Linked DNA regions of Homo sapiens: region 2 is linked to region 1. The links are chromatin loops, found by intact Hi-C in ENCODE. Cell type or tissue: PC-3. All regions are shown on one strand. Each heading gives the region's core, and the rest is flanking DNA. Links, peaks and the distances in the headings are about the cores only. Region 1 overlaps MAP3K20 (mitogen-activated protein kinase kinase kinase 20). Region 2 overlaps MAP3K20 (mitogen-activated protein kinase kinase kinase 20).

The links. Hi-C counts contacts between places; a loop is a spot of excess contacts. Peaks named below come from ENCODE experiments on the same cell type or tissue, not always from the same donor. Only the 100,000 strongest peaks of a DNase experiment are listed, where the experiment ranks them.
Region 2: it touches region 1 in a loop (2.1-fold over the local background); 8 of 110 quality-filtered maps call a loop at or near these places.

The regions. Positions count from the first base shown.
Region 1 is chr2:173,146,168-173,157,478 of GRCh38, reverse strand. All of the region lies in intron 2 of MAP3K20 (mitogen-activated protein kinase kinase kinase 20), which reads right to left. Among named protein-coding and RNA genes, the nearest start is that of MAP3K20, 76 kb to the right of the region's middle. In PC-3, for the core only: no CTCF peak of the experiment used is centred there; DNase peaks (open chromatin) are centred at 3,788, 5,608 and 8,768; H3K4me3 peaks cover 1,071 bases; H3K27ac peaks cover 4,537 bases.
Region 2 is chr2:173,196,377-173,207,687 of GRCh38, reverse strand. MAP3K20 (mitogen-activated protein kinase kinase kinase 20) reads right to left here. Exons shown (of 20, transcript NM_016653.3): 8 at 9,576-9,662; 9 at 3,818-3,892. It overlaps MAP3K20-AS1 (MAP3K20 antisense RNA 1), which reads left to right. Exons shown (of 8, transcript NR_033882.1): 7 at 30-141; 8 at 8,864-9,976. Among named protein-coding and RNA genes, the nearest start is that of MAP3K20-AS1, 80 kb to the left of the region's middle. In PC-3, for the core only: no CTCF peak of the experiment used is centred there; no DNase peak of the experiment used is centred there.

The DNA.
Region 1 (11,311 bases), core at 1,125-9,124:
GACTCCAATTAGACAGTGTCTTGAACACTTGGATTCTTCAGCTACATTAATGATTTTACTGTTTTGGGGTTCTGTCAGCACAAACAGTAACTAAAGGCATATGGGTGATAGCTGGCAGATAGTTTTAGTTTTATTAATTGCAAAAAAAAAAAAAAGGTACCAAACCCTAACTAATACATAGTAAAGATAATCTGGAATCATAGAATATTAAGAATGGAAGGGATTTGAAGTCTTTCAGTCTTTTTCTTTCTAGTCCTCAACTACAATCCCACTTTAAGGCAACTCCACTCTTAAAGGCAAAAGATCACTTCTCCCCTAATGGCTTGATGAACAGATCGCCTCCATTTGAATGAACTGTCTCATACTTAATAACCATCACTCCAGCCACCATCTTTCCTTTCGCTAACAAAGGAGTCAAAAGGGACACCCATATTTTCACCTGCACAGGGGTTGGTGCCCCTAACCCCTGCATTGTTCAAGGGTTGACTGTATTTTATAGTGTATCTCAAATTGCAGTCTTTAAAAGAAGATTCCAGGTGTCCATAGATTCACAGATCCTTGATGGCCCCTGAAACCAAAACTCAAAGAAACACTGGCCTAATCAAAGGGTTACCTCTTGGTTTCCCATCTGTACATACAAATACTATTTCCTTGACTTTGTCTACGCCAGGAACTTTCACCAGCATTCTACTTTAGCTCCTTATGACCATCTCTTAGGTAATGGTACCAACAGTGGTCTGTTAGGAACCAGGTCGCACAGCAGGAGGTGAGCAGCTGGCGAGCGAGCATTCCCGCCTGAGCTCCGCCTCCTGTCAGATCAGAGGCAGCATTAGATTCTCAGAGGAGCACAAACCCTATTGTAAACTGCACATTCAAGGGATCTAGGTTGCACGGTCTTTATGAGAATCTAATGCCTGATGATCTGAGGTGAAACAGTTTTATCCTGAAACCATCCCCCACCACCGCCCTATCTGTGGAAAAACTGTCTTCCACAAAACCAGTCCCTGATGCCAAAAAGGTTGGGGACTGCTGTCTTAGACCCTTTCATTACCCAGCCACCTCACTTAGAAACCCTTCTCTGACCTCAATCTCTTATGCTTACTCCCATGAAATCAGCTCTTCGGTTGACCAGGTTGAGGCTTCTAGTCCCTCAATTCCTTTCTAATAAATGGGGTTCTACTAAAAGAAACAGAGATCCAAAATAACAGTGCTTTAAACAAGATAGAGTTTTATAACAAATCAGTCTTGAAATAATAAAATGTCTCAAAACACGAAGGCTGAAAGAATCCCAATATGGCAGCTCAACAATTCATTATTCTACCATCCTTAGCACTGGCTTACATCCTCGAGGTTGTGTGGTGGTCCCAGTGTAACCCCTGAAGTTCCAAACCGTTAAATTTACATTCCAGGCAGCAAGAAGGAAAGTACACCAGGGTGTCCTCTTAGGTCAGCTTCTTTTAGAGAGCTTTCTCAGCAATCTCATCTAGAAAGTTCTGCCTATATCTCATAAATGAGTTCTATTTTCAGGAAGGGCTGGGAAATGTAGTTTTAAGCTGGGTATAGTGGCACATCTAACAATACAGGAATCCTAAGGAAGATGAGGAGAATATTACTGTGTAAGCAGCTAATAATTAATGCCATATCTATCAAGCTATCAGAGATCAAGGTTCCGTTTAATGGAAGAGTCGCTAGGGTACCACAACAACATTTTGCACTCCTTGGTCAAATAATCCCAAAACATACTTGCCAAAACCCTAAAGTTCCAGTCCCCATGCTACCAATCTCTAAGTATGGAAAAAAATCCAATAATTACCTTTCTATGCCCCTCAGTACTTTCAGATAAGCTTTTCTGACAGATCTGTACTGAAACAGTTAACATGGTGTAGTTATGATCTGTACATTTATTGAAAGCTAAAGGATGAAAGCAATCATTTTGAGTATCTCCAGTTAGTTTCCTCTTTCACTCTCCATTCAACATTCACCCAACAAATATTTATGAAGTATATATGATGTGCCAGGCACTATTTTTTGGCGCTAAGGACAGTGGTGAACAAGACAGCAAAACCTTTTTCCTCATGGAGCCTACTATCTAGCTGGAAAAGACGGACAATAATATCAAGAAATATACAAGATAATTTTCATGAGTAAGCTACAACACACCTCAGCTCTTCTCATGTCTTCTAGTACTCTTGCTTTTTCATCCTCAATAGATTACTATGAATACTCTCACATTAGGGAAACTATGAATACTCTCACATTAGGGAAACTGGTAGAACTCAGCACTCCTACCTTACACCTACGCCTTTCTTTCTGTCTCAGAGAAAAATGTACCCCTCCCCTTCCCCAGATTTTACCTCCCCCTCTTCTCTCAGGATATCGCTCTCCATCAATATTCTTTCTGAAATATTCCATCTCTTTCTAGTTCCATCCTCTAGGCCTAAGAAAATGTTTTTCATCTCTCCAAAAAATAACTTTTCTTGACCCTTCCCTCCTTCTCAAACTACTTTCCTGAACACCAAAACTTCTTGAAATAATACTTTACACCACGTTCCATTTCCTCACTTTCTATTGGCACCCTAATCCCATTATATTTGGTTGGATTTCTATAGTAATGCTAAAGTTTCCCTAAGTAACTTGGAATTCTGATCTTTTCTTTCAAGTATCCTATATAGGTTATAGTCTGAGTTTTAACATTAAATGTAACCATGCCTCTCCTTAACATTCTGATATTGTCCTTAGTATCTACATTATTTTATATATTGATACGAATTAAAACAAGGATGGCAGAGTGCATCAGAGTGCTGGAAGTCAAATAAAAAGAAATAAACTCCTGCTATCAAGGGCTTACCCACTATTATGGGAAAAATAAAAGTACCTATTAACAAGATGCCACATAACAACCATCAGAAGTACAAAACACGTGAAGGATCTGTATTAAAATTAGGGAAGTTGGGAGGTAATGGACAGTGTCAACTAGACCATGAAGAATGGATTAGGCTGGGCACGGTGGCTCATGCCTATAATACCAGCACTTTGGGAGGCTGAGGCAGGTGGATCACCTGAGGTCAGGAGTTCAAGACCAGCCTGGCCAACAGAGTGAAACCCCATCTCTACTAAAAATACAAAAATTAGCCAGGTATGGTGGCACACGCCTATAGTCCAAACTACTCGGGAGGCTGAGGCAAGAGAATTGCTTGAACCTGGGAGGCAGAGGTTGCAGTGAGCCGAGATCATGCCACTGCACTTCAGCCTGGGCAACAGAAAAAGATCCCATCTCAAAAAAAAGAGAATGGATTCCATTTGGGTTCATAGCTGGGACGGGGTGCATGCCTGAGAAACGGCAGCACTTTAGTTTGGCTAGAATGTGGTGTAGTGATAGGGTAACAGGCAGGTAATGGAATTGCTAACACACAGCAGTGTGACTGCTAACATATGCCAAGCTGATATTTATGTCAAATTTCGGTGGGAGTGACTCCTAAAAAGCAAGAAAACAAACAGTCGACTCTCTGTATCTGCGGGCTCCATATCCGTGGATTCAACCGACTACAGACCTAAAATATTGGAAAAAATTTAAAAATAACAATACAACAATAAAAAATAATACAAGTAAAAATATGTGATAAGAATTACTTACAGAGCATTTACATTGTAATATGTAGTATGAGTAATTAGAGATGATTTATACAGGAGGATACATGTAGGTTCTGTGCAAATACTACATCATTTTATACAAAGGACTTAGGCATCCACAGATTTTGGTATCTAGGAAATCCTAGGACAAATCTTCTGCAGATACCGTGAAATGACTAATTCTTAGGTTTACTTCAAAGAAATCTTCCAGGATCAGCAAGGCCTACAGAGGTAAAAGAATCACTACTTTCCCATAAGTTAGAACTTAAAGGTCATCTGCTCCAGTTGTCTAATGAAGTAACCCTCTTAGTAATATTCTAAGAAACAGGCATCCTACTGACTGAACACTTCCAGTGACAGATGAACACCAGGGAAACAGTGATGCATTGTTGGAAATTTGGAAATGATCAACCTACTAAATGGGTGTCAGCAGAGACATGTCAAGTCATCCTAAAGTGAAAGACCCTTTCAGGCCATGAGGATGGAGAATAACTTGATAGAAAGTTTTAACATATTTAATAAAATTGTGTGAGTATTCAGAGGTAGTCACGGACAGTCAGTTACAAAGACTTAGAGAAAAGTTAAAGAGATGATAAGCCCTAACAGGGGAGGGGTGAAAATGGGAGGCGTAACAACTTCTCCAGTAAGGTGGGCCTCCTGTTGAAGGGTAGGTAAATCGATTATCAGCTGAATGTGGTATCAGAACATATTCAAATCCTATTACTAACTGCTCTTGCTCTGAATTCACATTCATAAAGCAATCTTTTATAAGTTTGTTTCCCATACACCTTATCTAAAAATAGAAAACTTAGAGATTAGCAATATGGTTTAATTATTTAGTCTCAATCAAATTATATGTGATTTAGCATCCCTGAGAGTCCATTCAACTCTGAACTCTTAAGATTAAATTTCCAAATGCATAAATCAGAAGCCACTTCAACAGGGACCTGTTTGGGCAGCTACCAGCATTCCCTAGAGTGTGCCTTCACTATATTCTTGGGAGCCTCAAATCTCCTAAAGTAGGAAACTATTTTTCAAAATAGCCTATTCTACTTCTACTATGTCAAATTACTAGAGTTGACCTACGTAACTTGTGGTGCAAGTCTTGATCTTGCTTGCTGTATCTATTTCAGCTCAGATTTTTATCTCCTTATTTCTAAATACCGTCTCACCCCAAATTCTAGTTTTTCTCTTTGCTTGAAGATTCAGCGGGGTGTCCTTAATCTGACTGTCACTCTACTTAACACCTTACTATCTTTGAGCAGAAAGGTTTTTTTAAAAGGGCTCCTTTAAGAGCATTCGATAAGTGGTAATTAACAACACTGTAACTGGTCCATTCTTCCATGCCTGTTGACTGAAGCAGTGTTTGTGTAACAAATACATTTCATGCAACAAAGCTTAGAACCTAGGGGAGATCAGAGACAACAGGCTTCAATCTGTATTCTGAGTTCTCCAGGTAGAACTCTTCCCATGTAACAGCCTATAATCATCACTAAAAGTCCCAGACAAAATAATCCGAGATTTTCTGAATACTGCTTATCAGCTAAATATGACCTTCAAGAGACAAGAATCGTTCTGCATGTAAACAAATATAAACCTGGTGATGACTGATGCAATATACCAATCTACATCAGAGCAACATTCTGGCAGCCTGAGACATTTATTAACAAAATACACAGAAGGTCATTGCTGAACTGAGCTGAGATGTAGTGGTCCAACAGTGAGCCCAGAGATGAAGAAAATAAATTAGAACATCAACATGTTTTCCAGGAGATAAAAAATCATGGGCTATGAAGCATGAGAGTATAGACCCTGTTAAGAGCCTATAGAAAGGTATATAAAATTTGAGACAGATGAGGCAGACCACATAGTTTATTATAATTCTTTTGCAATGAATGAATGTAATAACTGTGGAGTTTCAGAAGTTGTAAGCTGAGTACAATCTGACTCATACATTACAATAGCTGACACCTATGGAGCATTTCCTGTGTCTCAACACTGGCTCATCACTTTACATACATTAACTCATTTAGTCCATAGCAGAAATACTGTTATTCCAGTGTGTCACTAAGAAAGTAAGGAACAGAGAGGTTAAGTAACTTGGTTATATAGCTGAGAAGCAGTGAAGCCAAAATTCAAACGAGGCAATCTGGCTGCAAAGCCTATGAATTCAATCATGACATAGGAATATAAATTCTCAAAATCACATAGATGTACATGCCTGCACATTTCGATAATGTTACATATAAATAAACACCTATTACTAGACATATGCCTAGGCCTTTGTATACAGTAAATGTTCTAACATATTTAGTAGTAGTTGATCTGAGTATGGAAGCAACTTTAAGATCACAATCAAGACACCTGCATTCTAGGCTGGCTTCTGATACTGAATGACTGTGTGACTTGGGGCGTCAGCTTATCTATTGATAAAATGTCAAAATGTGGAAGTAAAAGGGACAGATGGAATGATCTAGTCTCTTCAAGTCTAACATTCTGACTTAAATCTAATTTAACTGGTATAGGGTGGGGCTCAGGCATGGGTGCTTCTTAGAAGCTTCCCAGCTTCCAAGGTGAGTCTAATATGTAGCCAGGATTCTCTGAGTAACTGTCAGAGGGTTTTCCACAACAGCTGTTTCATTTTACATTCCCCTCAGAAGGGTTTGTGGGTTCTAACTTCTCTACACCCTTGCCAACACTTGTTATTGTCTAATAACAAGTGAGTGGTTCTGTGGCAAGCTAAACTGTAGCCTAGTTGCCTTGGAGTCTGAAAACCCTGGAGCTAAATTTCAGCTCTATCATGTATGAGCTGTGTGGTCTTCCAGGTCTCTCAATTAAGTGTGTTCTTTATATGTAAAATAAAACCAGTATCCACTTAACACAGTTACAAGGACCAAACTCCCATGTAAAGTACATGCTAGGCGCATGGTTTTCCTCAATAAATGTTAGCTGCTAGAAATTGTACCTACATTAAAACAATTTTTTTTGGCCGGGTGTGGTGGCTCACGCCTGTAATCTCAGCACTTTGGGAGGTCAAGGCGGGCGGATCACAAGGTCGAGTTCAAGACCAGCCTGACCAACACGGTGAAACCCCGTCTCTGCTAAAGATATGAAAATTAGCCAGGTATGGTGGTGTGTGCCTGTAATCCCAGCTACCCAGGAGGCTGAAGCAGGAGAATTGCTCGAACCCGGGAGGCAGAGGTTGCAGTGAGCCGAGATCACCCATTGCACTCCAGCCTGGGTGACAGGACAAGACTTTGTCTCAAAGAAAAAAAATTTTTTTAAGGATATGCAGAACTGAACTCGGATACACAGAACATCAGCCTGAACAATCAATTGCTGGAAAACAGATCCACAGACTGACAGCAATAGCACTCTCTCTTTTATGAGAGAAGAGGCTGAAACAACCCTGTGTAGGACACTGACCACAAATCAAAGAGAATCTAGAGAATAGAGCGTTGGAAAAGTGTTAGAACACATGTCATCCTGCATAGTCAGGTCAGGCCACAACTGGCAAAAGAATCTAAATCCAAAGACCAAGATATACTGAGATGACCACAAGCTGTTAGTAAGCCTTGTTCTGCAAGCTTCCAAATAAATCTCTTAAGTCACCCTGCTATTTTAAAAAATAAATTGCCATGTTGACAGAAATTGAACATCACTTCTCTTTTCCACTTACAGGATATGGAATCTGGCGTACCATCTTTAGACTCACAATCACCACATTTGCAGAACAAATCTGAATTTGATGGGGGCAATTCTTGTGTTTCTATTTTCTGTCCATTCACAGATTTCTGTGTCAGAGATCACAGAAGACACCACTACACTACTATTCTTTTTCAAAACTACTGCCTTTGGGCATTAGCCATCATTCATCATATCATCTCTATACACTCCCTAAATGAGATTTCAACAGTTGGACTGGTTTAATCAAATGGGCCCCAAAATATGTACTGTATTCTCCATTCAAATATGGAAGTCAATAGTCACTTGAAGTCAACAGGAAACATATTTTTGAGTTATTTGTCCAGTAGTGAGAATGAATGGCAATGATCTCTTAACTGTAAAATGAAAGTATCACCTCTCAACCCTCGAAAGGCTGTGGGGAGGATGCGCGGAGATGACGTAGGCAGAAAGCAGTGCATTCTTCCTAAGGCAGTACTCCTCAGTACTCAGCACTCAGGTAAGAATGCAAGGACTCCAGTTTAGGTCCTGGTCTTTTACCACCTCCCCCCTGTGCTATTGAGCAAGGTTCTCAGCCTTTCCAAACAGTACAAATCTGGGGAATGAGGATAATGAGACTTGCATTGACTAGATCATAAGGGTTTTTTTTAAAAAAAAATAAACTTTTTTATTTTGGAGTAATTTTAGATTCAGAGAAAAATATAGGAGTGTTCCCATATACCCCTCACCCATTGTTAACATCTTATGTTACTATATATAGTACATTACTATTAACTAAGCTCCAGACTTTGGATTTCACCATTTTCTCCACTAATGTCCTCTCTGCATTTCAGGATCCAACCCAAGGTGCCACACTGCATTTAGTTGTCATGTCTCTTTAGTCTACTCTGGTCTCATATTCACAGGGTTTTTATAAGAATCAAATAAATACAAGAACACTTTGTACAGTGAAAAGTACCATGAGAATACACTTTACTATTCTTATGCATTAAATGAGTACATCCATGTAAAGCACCAGGAAAACTGCCTGTCACATATTAAGCTCCAAATATTGATTTCAGCACTATCATTATAAATATTTCTACCTATCCTACATTGTGATCAATTCTATACGTCTACAACAGATGTCTGGGGTTCAAAATTCCTTCTATGACCACAGATTTTATTTTCAGTGTAGGAAGTCAGCTTTATAGAATCAGCCCTTGACCAGATTTTTGTAAACACCTGGCTCAATCTGGGAGAGCAGGAAACAGAAGAAGAGGCAGAGTGAAGGCAGAGGTATTAATGGAACCTCAGGACCCACTTAGGTTTCCCTTCATCATCGAACATCAATCTCACACCTCAGAGCTATACAGTCAAAGAAGTGAAGAACTCTGCCAAATTTGGCAAACCATGAAATTCAGTAAGGGACATTCCATAGAGATCAGCAAAATAACAAATACCCACACATTTCCTGTTAAACAATCTGCACACCGCTTCCAGGCATCGTCAGGAGGTTGGAGCGACCTGGGGTGGAAGGAGGCAGGGAAGGGATGCTTTTCTTTATCCCTCAGTGGACCAGCTGGTTAACTCTGCCCCTTTCTTGTCTTTCCTGCTGTCCTAGATTTAGCAAGGTGTTTATGAAGGTCTGCTCAAGGGCCAATTCTATAAAGCATGACCAGGACCCATTCTACTCACACCACTCATCCTAAGGATATCAGGAGATAGTGGAATAAATTCCAAGTCCCTTTCGAATAGTAAAATAAAGAACATGTTCTGGCACTTAACCTAGACTGAAAGCCATGAAACAGCCTACCTCTCATAGCATAAAATTTTACCAGAAAGTGGTAACAAGAAGGTTTTCTAACCCAAGAGCAAGGGAGAATACTAAGAGATTTCAGTACAGAGGCCAAAAACATGTCCACTTAAGGGTATGTTTGTTAAACCCATTAAAATTATGTAATGTTAGCCAACAAAGACAGACGAGAACTGGTGTGAGGGGGGACAGGGGAGGATAAAGGGGCAGAGAGTTGGGTAGAGGCATAAGAAACAGTGTATTCCTTCCATCTTGTAGGATTAACTTCAGAAAAACCATACTAACAAAAATCCAGAAAATTTATTTTTGAGTCTTTCTGTGAGGCCACTTATGGATAATGCTTCTCGGTCAAAGTCAGATTTTCAGAGAGGTCAGGATATAAGCATATTAACAAACAAAATCAGACAACTTTTTTAAAAATCCTTTTTGGGGCCAGTTACAGACAATGCTTCTTGGCCAAATTCATATTTTAAAAAGGCTGGAGTGGCCGGGCACGGTGGCTCATGCCTGTAATCCCAGCACTTTGGGAGGCTGAGGTGGGTGGATCACGAGATCAAGAAATCAAGACCATCCTGGCCAACATGGTGAAACCCTGTCTCTACTAAAAATACAAAAATTAGCCGGGCGTGGTGGCAGGCGCCTGTAGTCCCAGCTACTCAGGAGGCCGAGGCAGGAGAATCACTTGAACCCGGGAGGCGGAGGTTGCAGTGAGCCGAGATCGTGCCACTGCACTCCAGCCTGGCAACAGAGTGAGACTCCGTCTCAAAAAAAGAAAAAAAAGGCTGGAGTTTGTTGGTATACTATTTTGAGTCAAAATTAAAAACAGTATACACTGTGGCAGATGCTGCTGGTTGCATTCTATTTTGTTTAGAATAGCAATATGCACCCCCAAAATTTCATTTCCCAACCCCACTTGAAGCTAAATGTGGCCATATGACATATCCTGGCTAATAAGATGTAAGAAGTTATTATCTACATACAAAAAAATAAAGTTAGATCCCTTCCTCAAAACAGACAAAAAATGAATCACACACATGAATGTATGAGCTAAAACTATAAAACTCTTAAAAGAAATTTAGAAGTAAATCTTCATGACCTTAGGCAAAGCCCTCTTAGATATGACAACAAAAGCACAAGCAACGAAAGTTAAACTGAATGCCCCCAAAATGAAGAACGTTAGTACTTCAATAGATATTATCAAGAAAGTGAAAAGACAACCCACAGAATAGGGCAATAAATATTCATAAATCACACACCTGATAAGGGACTAGTATGTGGAATATATACAAATTCTTACAACTCAATAACAAAAAGATAAATAATTGAATTAAAAATAGGCCAAGAATTCAAATAAGTATCCAAAGAAGATATCTACAAATGGCCACTAAGTATAAGGAAAGATGCTGACCGTCATTATTCATTAGGGAAATGCAAATCAAAACCAGAACTAGAAACCACTTCACACCCACTAGGATGGTTATAATTAAAAAGACAGAGAATAACAAGTGTTGGCAAGGGTGTAGAGAAGTTAGAACCCACATACCCTTCTGGGAGGAGTGTAAAATGTAACAGCTGCTGTGGAAAACCCTCTGACAGTTACTTAAAGAATTAAAGAGTTACCATGTGACTCATCACTTCTACTCTTAGGTATATATACTCAAGAGAATTGAGAATACACGTCCACAAAAATCTTGTATACAAAGACCACATGGTTTTAAATTCTATTTATATGAAATGTCCAGAATAGGCAGATCTCTGGAGACAGAAAGTAGACGAGTGGGTGTCTTGGGTTGGGGACTTGAGGAGAACTGGGAAATGATGCTTGATGAATATGGATTTCTTTTGGAGGTGATAAAAATATTCTAAAAGTGATTGTGGTGATGATTTCATAACCGTGAATATATTATAAAACACTTAATTGTACATGTTACATGGATGAATTACAAGGTATATGAATTACACTTCAATTCACCTTCAGTATTACATATATGAATAAAATAGTGTGCATGTACACTGTATATGTGCATGTATGCATGTATACAAACACACACATTTGGTTATTGATTGGCGCTTCTGGAGAATCCCTCTAAAAGGCAACAGACTTGACTGGCTTGTTCCTTTGCCTTAAAAAAAAAAACAACAAAAACCTGAAACTTTTTTGTTTCTTCTAACTGAGGTAAAATTTATGTATAATAAAATACA
Region 2 (11,311 bases), core at 1,998-9,997, 49 kb before region 1:
TTTCTCTATTTGTTATCTTCATTTTATAGGTAAGGACCACAAGTCTCAGAAGAGTAGGAAGTGCCCAGCATCACACAGGAAGCAAGTTACAGAACCAAGGGCTCTGTTCATAAACTGTTCAACATCTTTTATCACATAAGGGTAAGATACTACTTCCTATTGAACTTATGACTTCAACTTACTATTATTATTTGTGGAGACGGCGTCTTGCTCCATTGCCCAGGCAGGAGTGCAGTGGTGCAATCTCGGCTCAGTGCAACCTCTGCCTCCCAGGTTCAAGTGATTCTCCTGCCTCAGACTCCCAAGTAGCTGGGACTACAGGAACGCGCCACCACGCCCAGCTAATCTTTTGTATTTTAGTAGAGACGGGGTTTCACTGTGTTGCCTGGCTGGTGTCCAACTCCTGAGCTCAGGCAATCTGCCTGTCTTGGCCTCCCAAAGTGCTAGGATTACAGACGTGAGCCACTGCACGAGACCAACTTATTTTTTTCCCTATTTAGAAATGTCATTTTAGGACCTGAACCAATACCCACCTTTCCTTTTTTTCTCCTTCTCTTCAATAAAATATTTTGAGCACCTGTTGTAAGCCACTAGAAGGACTTGACATTTACCTAATATCAGCTTTCTCTTGCATACATCACCACCCCGCCCCCGACCCTCATTGCAAAAGAACAGCAGTTCTATAGGTGGGCTGAATATTTTAATCTAGATGTTTGTTAATACTCTAAAAATTTAAGGACTTAAAAAAAAAAAAAAAGAAAGTACTTTATTGCTCTACATATGTGCATAGGACTGGCACTAACTTCTGGTTGAATTGCTACGTATTTCTAGCCAGAAAATGGATGTACCACTCAGGAAATTTACTGTGGTCTGGCTACTTCAGGCAACAACAAATTTGGCATCCACTTTCCAAATTGATGTAATGTGCAATAGGCAAATACATGTAACAATTACCTCTACACCCTTATAAAGCTTGCCGTCCATCTAGGAAGAAAATATGTCTTTAAAAATACAGCTGTACCAGGTAAGGCCCAGACTGTGGTTTAGGAAAAGTGCTAAGCCTGGGGTGGGATAAATAGAATAACCAAGGAAGACTTGATGATGAAGTATTCAGAGGAGAAAGTAAAGAAGGAAGAGAACTTGTTTGGGAATGAAAGTATGTAAGGTGTGTCTAGAGGAGATCAGCAGTGAGAGAGTTGGAAATGTGGGCCGTGGCCAGGTATATAACCAAATCAAATACAGGGGACATGTCACTGTTTAATCAGAATAAAATGACATGAATTTAGAAAATAAAAATCAATCTTAAACTTCCTTTATACTTCATGTGGCTGGAATGCAAGATTTCTTTGGTCCTAAAGAAGGGTTAGCTTACTACATTTAAAGACATGCCAGCTGCACAGCTTCAAGACTGGGCCTAATGTTCTTGTTGTGTAAGGTGGATGTACCATAAATGTACATTCTTAGAATTTTAATTAATGTGGTACTGAGTGCTCAATTAAGAAACTCAAAATTTGCTTTGCATACTGAAATCTAATCACAATTATAGAGATCTAGCTGCAATAATCAAATTCAATGCAAATAATTTCAGGCAAAATTTCTATTTATGTATCAGAGAGAAACATATGTCCAAAATGACTTCTACATCACAATGGACATATAACTAGTAAGAAGGGTAGGGAAGGGGTAGTATGATACCATTTTAACAGTATAAAATAAATGTTTTAAAGCAAGCTTGAAAATACGTGCTTATAGTTTCTACTGAACTAGTTGCAAAGTGTAGGCATTTCTCTTAATGCTTAAAAATCCCCATTCTACAAAATCATGTACTAAAAAGGAGCAGGGCAGACCATTCAAAAACCATGCAACTGTGTCATCAAATACTAATAAAAAGAACAACAATCCTAAATAAAATACTAACACAGTTTAAAAAGATTATTCTTTAGTAAAAATAATACTAGGAATATCTAGGACTCTACTTAAAAAAAAGGGTAAGGGAAGTCTAAAGACCAGGAGTGAAAGCAAAGATTTTGCAACATGTACGCAGCACAGTTTGTTGCTGGGAGAACCAGCAACAAATTCTTCCAAGTTAAGCCAAGCCAAGCCAAGAAGGAGCACGTGGAGTGAACAGGCTTCATGGCACTGGTCCCTTGCTGCCTTGTTGGCTGCATTATTACACTTTGTGCTCAGTGCAGAACAATGTGTTGGGAAACATTATGAACCATCAACATGAATTCTGTGTTATACTAACATAGTCCCCAGTCTCCATTCTCACCAATTGCTTCTGAGTTAGTTATTCCCATTAAAGAAACATATTGTAGAAGAACAGAGTATATTTTATGGCCATTCTTCTTGGGGGTCAGATTGGAACAGGGTTTACATTCAGTAAGAAATTTGATTCTTTAGTCTTTCTTTTTAGTCTCTGTTTAAAAGATCAGTTTTAATACCTCTATTTCCACAAAAAACTGGACAAATTTAAACTATAAAACTTTTGTTCCTTTCTTGAGTGTAACTGCTCTCTTATTCTAATCTTTAATCTGTGAGAATATGTTTTATTTTATTTATTTATTTTTTTTTTTTTTTTTTTTGAGACAGAGTCTCGCTCTGTCACCCAGGCTGGAGTGCAGTGGCGCAATCTTGGCTCACTGCAAGCTCCGCCTCCCGGGTTCATGCCATTCTCCTGCCTCAGCCTCCCAAGTAGCTGGGACTACAGGTGCCCGCCACCACGCCCGGCTAATTTTTTGTATTTTTAGTAGAGGTGGGGTTTCACTGTGTTAGCCAGGATGGTCTCGATCTCCTGACCTCATGATCCGCCTGCCTCTGCCTCCCAAAGTGCTGGGATTACAGGCGTGAGCCACCGCGCCCAGCCTATTTTTTATTTTTTAACTCATTATGGAAAATTCCAAAATATACAAAAGTAGAGATAACAATATAATGAACCTCTATATATTATCACTCAGCTTCAAAAATTATCATGGCCAATCCATTTTAATCTATACCATCATCCATTTCCCTTCACTTTGTTTTGAAGCAAATCCAAGACTAGCCTATCATTTCATCTGTAAACATTTCCATATGTATGCGAGAGTCTTTTAAAATGATCTTTGCAGGGAAAGGATATGGGCCATTCATGCTCAAATGTGATAACCACATGAAAGCCTAAGCTTTGGAATTTCTCCAACTCTATTGTGGAGCTCAAAAACATCACTGAAGCTGGACAGGCAGTACATATCAAGATGCTCTAGAAGCGCTACTTTTGTCTGCTCTTTGGCTAGAAAAGCAAAATAGTGCAGTGGTTAAGAGCAGGGACTGTGCCAGACCTAGTTCATGTCCAGCCCTACTACCTACTAGCTGTGTGGCCTTGAGCTCATGATGTAACCTCTGTATGTCTTGGTTCTTCATCTGTTAAATGAGGATAATTGAGGCATCTATTTCATAGAGATATTCTGAGGAATAAATGAGTTAACATACATAAAGTGTTTGGAACAGTGCCTGGCATATTCTAAGTACTGTGTCTTAGCCATCTCAATAGCATATAGGTGCAATAGTTATTACTAAAAATTAAAAACAAAATAATAAAATTATTTATACTGAATTCAGAATGTCAAAGCGTGCTATGAGAATGAGTTAATAATGAGTCTCTAGAGATCAAGATTAAGCAGAATGTCAACAGAAAACCTTAACAGTCAATCTGGGGCTCATAGGAGCATCAATCCAGCTTTGCTTTGTAATGAATTTTATTACCCTAAGTTTTAAAAACTGAAAGCCAAACAAGAGAAATTTCAGAATTCTAAACAATAACAAAAATACATATGTATACCTTGGCATCAGCTTCCCAACACTGATGTAACAGTTCAGCAAAACTTCTGGGGCAACTGCTTGGAATGGTTAATCTCTACAATAGACAGAGGGAAACAAAACAAAATAAAACAGGGATTTATTCATTAATGTCAGCAAACACCGTATCTGAAGGGTCATAATAGAGTTATTTTAAGAACATAAGGCATGAAATTTAAAGCTTCCATTGATTAATATGTGACAAGTGACAATTTATGTTTAGATCTGTAATCTCTAAAGACTCATACTTTTTCTTGAAAGGGAACTGTAGTGAACGGAGAAGTCAGGTTCAGTACAACTAATGCAACAAAACATAAAATATCTAAACAGAACTACAGTAGGAGGGGGCAAGTCGGAACTTAAATATTAAATATAAAACCATATGTCACTGTATGTTTATAGGCAACTTGCGATATATGTAAATAGGCCAGGTAACTAGAAACCAGTTTAGCTTTGGCAGTAGGTATACAACTCTGAAAACATCTGAGCACAGATCACAGAGATAATTTTAAAAACTCTACATTTCTCAGTGGTAAATAAGACATTCTGAACGTATGACTGATTACGGCTTTGTTTTGGTCAAACCCATATACTTTAAGGACCCGATACAACAAAAATTATAATGTGAGGATGGTCCTGTTCTAACATCCTACAGTGGTGCTTCTCATAGAACTTGTGGTGCCTCTATTCCACAGAAGCATTTTGTGTTTGTTTTAGAGACTGGTGGGTTGCAACCGACTTTTAAGTATAACAGGTCAGGAATGCTAGACAATTCAATATACCATACTATCCTGCATAACCAGGAACTCCCCTGTATCCCACAAAATTTCAAATGCCCCATTTACATTCATGTAAGTAAAACAAGCAAACAATGAAGTTTATAATTTTCTGGGCCTAGAATCTAACTCTAACTTACAAATAAACACAAAGTATTCTTTTGAACAGTTTTAAGATACACTGAACTCTGCAGAATGCATCTACCAAATAAAATAAATCAAAGGCTTATTGATTCTTGCATGATTCATAACTTTATCATGATTTCTGACATAACAACAACAGTGCTACTCCCAGTACTGGAGTCGTTAATACAACCCAACTCCATCCGGGTGCATTTGTAGCTGCTGAGTTCTATTTATCCCCTAAAACTGTTCCAAAATCTCCTCTGGTGTGGTCATGCTTGAGCATTTGTACACTGGAAAACATCTTTCATTTATTTCTCTTTTATATTACAGTTAGAGCATTATGTTAACTTACAATATAATGTGTGTAGGTAGTTGTGTTACCTTTGAATTTCACCTCAAGGGAGTGTAAGGGGTTGTTAACATAGTTGTTATAAAATGAGCATTGGGTGTGATGGAGTTGAGAACTGCTGTAATAAGTATTAAGACTTATTCCACAGTTCTGTTTGCCAAAGAAGTTTTGCAAATAAAAAACTTAAAACTGAACTTGGCTGGATTTGGGGGAGGCTATGAGAAGCTAGAAACATAGTTGCCTTGACAAGAAAACTGACAACCTGTATTCTGAATTACAGATAATCCTAAAATCAAAACAAAGTTGAAAAACAAAACAACTCTCTCCAAACTAAAGGCCGTGCTAAGCACTTTCAAACTTCTAGTCTTGTGATTTCACAGAATAGGACAAGATGTATTAAACTGTACTATTATTTTACTGTAAACTGCAGACCTTTTGATGAAGGTTAAAAAAAAATTCAGGTGTTTACTTTTTTAAATATAAAATGGTTGGGGGCTGGGAATTAATAAAAGTAGACTATAATTGCAATTATGCACTTGAATGTACTCTGTAACTAAAAATAATGAGTTTTCGTCAAGGGTAACATTTTTCAGTACAACTGTGTCTCAACATTTTCCTGAGAACTGAATGTGAGCTGGCTGAATATGGAGGATGATCATTTCTGTGATCTTTTCTTACTGAAAAACTGTTTAGATACCACATCGAAGTCATTACACAAGGAAACACAATTATTTTAAATAATCTGACATGGCCAAATATCAGTTAAATCTAGACTCAGACACTTTATGCAATGGATTATTTTGGTGCGTTAAAAAGTACTTTAAAATAGAATTCAAATTATTTAAGTCCTGATTACATAACTGTGGGCATTCCTAATACATGAAAACATTCTGAAATAACCAGATCTTAGCACCAGGTTTGCAATACTACTTAAAACAAATATTTTTAAATAAAAGTTTCAAATTAAAATATTTCCCAATCACTAAATTAGGCATGACATTTTTAAAAGAGCATATTCATTTTTGCACCATTTTCTACATAAGATGTAAAATTTTTTTTAAGTCAAGTTTTTATCTTTTTCTAAAGTATAGTCAAGAACAGTGGATTAAGTCTTATGAAGATTTCTGTTAGTCAAATAGTTTTGTTATTTAGAACAAACACATATGTAAGAATTTAAGTATTTATAAAAATAGAAATTATGCTACCAGAACATTCTGAATGATCACTGATTGAGTACCATGGAAATGACAAAAGCAAATATATCCATCTGTTCCATTTAAAAAATTTATGAGTAATGCCCTCTTAATTTCATGCCTTCTATAAAGGTTCATTGTTTACTTTGTAAAGTTTAGCAGTGCTTTATGAATCTAGTTTTAATAGGATTTAATATTAGAAATATGACTGTTTAAACATCTTATTTTATTATTAAGGGATTAGAAGCAAAGATCTTCAGATATAATTTTTAGAAAGTATTGATTTTTCTATAGATGCAAAAAGTAATCTTAAATGGTGAAAATGAATAAGGTCTATTGTCTGGGTAAGAGTAATGCGCCAATCTCAATTGCCTGGTCTTGACAGTATACTACAGACATGTAAGATTTCACCAGTGAGGGAAGCTGGGTGAAGAGTACACAAATTTCTTTAGTTTTTGTTAATTTAAAAAACTTTTTTGGCCGGGCACGTTGGCTCATGCCTGTAATCCCAGCACTTTGGGAGGCCGAGGCAGGTGGATCACTTGAGGTCAGGAGTTCAAGACCAGCCTGGCCAATATGGTGAAACCCCATTTCTACTAAAAATAAAAAAACTTTTTTGAGTCAGGGTGTCACTCTGTCACCCAGGCTGGAGTGCAGTGGTATGATAATGGTGGCAGCCTTGACCTCCCGGACTCAAGGGATCCTCCTACCTCAGTCTCCCCAGTAGATGGGACTACAGGTATGCACAACCACACCCAGCTAATTTTTTGATTCTTTGTAATATTTTTGCAAACTCCTGTGAATCTATAATTATTTCAAAATAAAAAGTTAAAAAAAAGACAACTCTAATACTTGGATATAGATATTATAGATGACTAGATAACATTTAAAATGTCTTCCTGAACACTTGAACATGTCTTTCTTTATTTAAATGAGGCCTGTTAAAAATACGACTTTCTCTTTTCAACCCATAACCCAAAATATTCAATAGTAAAAATACAGTAAAAGAATTAGAAGTTGAAGGGATTTTGTAAATTATGTTTAAGTCAAAGCCTCAATTTTGTTATGAAATGAAATAAACCCTTGTGAATTATCTTTATGCTATGTCAACAGAATTTATTTTGGAAATGGATACCTCCATTTGTGAGGTGAAATGAAGATACCTTCTTAAATGATGATGTTGAAACTTACATTGAAACTTAATTTCCATATTTTTGACAAATAAATATTGTACAGAATGAGAATAGCAGATAAATATCCTTGTAATACCCAATTTTACTGAAGTTCATTAGAAAGTTGAGAAAATGTATTTCACCATGTAGGCTTTTTTCAACTAACTATTATATTTAATGAATACAGTGTGGGAAGTATTTGAGTAGTCTTCATCAGTTATTAGCTGATCATCAGAACATATCATGAATAAAATAGTAAACTCTACTTTCTGGGATCTCTGGGGAGAAAAAAGACTGCTTCTGCATGTATAATGTTGAAGAGGTTCTGAAGGTTATTCATGGGTGATTCCAATCCTCAAGTCAACTATCCAGGCAGCTTCTAAATTCATTTTTTTCTTCAGCTTTAAAAATCCTTCACGGATACTCCAATGTTTTAAAAAGTGCTTTAAATTTATATCTATTCTGCCACCCTTTAGATATTATTTAAAAATATTAATTATTCTGTCTTATACATATTTGGAGGGTCCAGTTAGCTAAAAAAACAAAAACAAAACAAAATGAAAAAAAAAAAAAAACAACCTTTCTCCTAGTTTATCTTGGAATAGTGCAGAGGGAAAAGATTACACTGAATGTTTTGGTTCCAGAGTCTACACAAGGTCAGTAATTTTCTTTGCTTTCATTTGTAAACCCAGAACAAGATCTCTAATCATCTTACTGGCAAAAGAAATACAACAGAAACAAGTGTTTCCTCATATGACGACAATATCAGTCATCCTGTGTGTAAGATCTTATTTAATAGCACATGAGGAATTACTATCACTTTTAATTAAAACAGAACAGCTCCTGTGAAACAATGAGTAAGGCACATTCTTGCATATAACTCCTTTTCATTTCTTAAATTGGCAGCTCTTTCCCATCAGTTTCAGCTATCATCAACATTTCATCCACTCCCAATGAATCAGGAGGAAAAATTATATGGTAACTCTGGATTATGTGATCTAAAAGATGGAAACTTGGTTTCTCCTAGTCAATAGCAGCTTTTTGATTAATCTAGTTTGTTCCTGCATTCACCTGGGAAGCAGATGAATCTAATTCTTTTAGAGCATTAAAAGGGAATATTTTTATATATTCACCTTTTTGCAAATTATTTTATTCTAAGGTTGCAGTCTTACCCTTTGTGGAGAGCACAGATAAGATTTGGAAATGAAGAAGTTTTGTGAAATAAAGTAGTTTTGCATTGCAAAGACAACTGCTTGCTTCCATTACATGATCTAAGTTCTCATAATACCTTGATATTGGATGCTTCATCCTTATGCTGAGAATTTCCATGGCTGTGCGTTTCAGTCACAATTTTAAACCTTTCAAAATGTAGTTGCTCTCTTTGATATGAATGTACCATGTTCTCTGATGTAGGCTCATAGGTCCAACTAACTGAAAGCCTCAATTTGTGGGAAGAAGAGAAGCGAGGCTGGGGACACAGCACAAACGGTGTTTACGCCACTGAAGTTCTTTTGAAATGGAAAGGCTCTGCATGAAGAAGCGAACAGTTATGCCACTGCCTCGCCAATTCCAGTGAGGAGCTCATCTTCAATGTAGTGTTCAACGTAGGTGGCAAAACTGTAATTTTTCCCTTTTTTGAAACTATTTTTTCTTCTTTTATTTTTGAAATTCTCATCTAAGCGACAGTTTCTTGTACTATAGTGACTCCTGCTGGGAGAGGTAAGTTGAAGTAGCTGAAGGTCTCTTACAGATATATCAACTCCCGGCCAGTAAAAAAGATGTCCTAAACGCAGGAGATGGAGTTAAACTGTTCCCCTACCTTGGACGCAATGGCTTCTTTCATCACTAAGAACAAACCCCTAGGTTTTACAATTGAGACTGAGAAACTAGTACAGTACTTGTACAATTTTTGATCTACAGCATCACGACGTGAAGCTGCAACAATTAGATGTAAAGGGTCCATTCATGAGGAATAACATCACTTTGACCCTTTGTGTTAGCTCCTACTGCTAATCTTTCCATAAGCGTGAACTTACTTTCAATTTGAAGAAGATGAAAAAGTCTTTTGCAAAACCCCAATACTGTTTTCTGATCTATGTACCTGAATGGAGAAACGTAGTCTTACCTCGTTTTTTTCCACTACAAGCCAAGCTACTTGTAATCCTTCCAAACCTTTAAAGGGGACCTCCCTTGTTAGCATCTCCCAGAGAACCTGGAACAAAAAGAAAATGGAATTTTTATTTTTGTACTTTATATTTTTTGGTACATATTACTGAGACCTTATCTAACATGTAATTGTATCTAATTACCAGACACAACCAACCCCAACTGTAGAAACTTGGGCAAAACAATTAAGCACACAACTTCTTCTATATATTAAATACTTTTTACGTTCTTTTTTATAAAGAAAAAACCTGGTTTAGAAATTAGGACATCTAGAGCCAGACTTAAAATTTTATGAAACCAATGGGCCTGACTGATTTAATGTCATCTCATAAATTATCAGAATTTTTATGTTCTCACAAATTAGATTGTATATTTTGTTAGTTAAAACTCGTTCTACCTTCAATTTCTGATACATTTGTCTAGGAAATAATAACTGGGAATTCAACAATATTTTAAAAGGTTCAATAATGGTCTCATCAAAAATAACTGAGCCCCAAATCCAAATCACTGGCTAACCTACCTACCCCACAATGGTAGATACTTGCAAAATTGTAATATTTAGATTTTACAAGTTACATTTTAGATTTTGGAGAAATCTCCCGCAAAATGAGTCGGTCTAAGGGATCTATTTTCATCTACCTACAATATAATCTATTATACCATACTCTAAGATGTAATAAACACTTTCTATACATATAAGCTGACTATGTGAAAGTGAGCTTATGTGTGTGTTCATCTTTGTGCAGTTCTTGAGATCAGTATGATTATTAAATCTGAGTGGAATGCCCAAAGAAAGCAAATTGATGCTAGGAATACTGCTGATTTTGGGTTCTCTTGAAACACTGAGTAATGGAGATTTGTATACTATGTTACTTTTCCCTGTTTATACAAATGGAGTTCAAAAATGTGAGTCTACCAATACTCTGTAAAGTGCAAAAACAATTCTAGTTTTATCAGTAATAGTCCTAATAATAAAAACCACCACCGCTTATTGAGTACTTATTATATTCCAGATGCCCTTTTCATATATTACCATGATTAATAGCAATCCTACTGGATACATCTTACCCTTATTTTATAGGTGAGGTAACTATTTAAAAAGTTAAAAAAAAAAAACTTGCCCAAAGACAGTCAGTTATCCAGTGACAGAGCCAGACTATGAACCTGCTGGCTCACCCCAAAGGTCAGGCTCTTGACTCCTTTTAATGTGAGTGAAGGGAAAGTGACAGTACTTGAGAGAATGCGACAGGCCCTGTCTTAGGTATGGCGCCCTGGGAGAAGCAGGAAGAGAACCAGTGGCTTCGACTCAGATTTCCCTTGTTTTAAAAACAAAAGCTCATTTCTAATAGGAACGTAGATGGAGCACACATACTCTCTAGTCAAGCAAATCATAGAAACCTTTCACTCCATATCCACTATTTCCTCAGCCAGTGCTCAGTCTCATTTCAACCATAACACAGTAAATGAATTCTGGCTAATACGAAGATAATTAGCAGGAAAATCAGGGAAATTGGCAGATGCTGCTCAAGCAGGAGAAAAAAAATTCACTGAAGCCTCTTTGGGCTTTTAATCAAGTGTGTAAGGTACTCCTTTAGAGGAGCTACTGAATAATTCTATTTGAGTCACACAAGTGATTAGGAAAAGGTAAGGGGCATCCCACAAGGGGACAATTCTAGTGAACACCACACGTAAAGG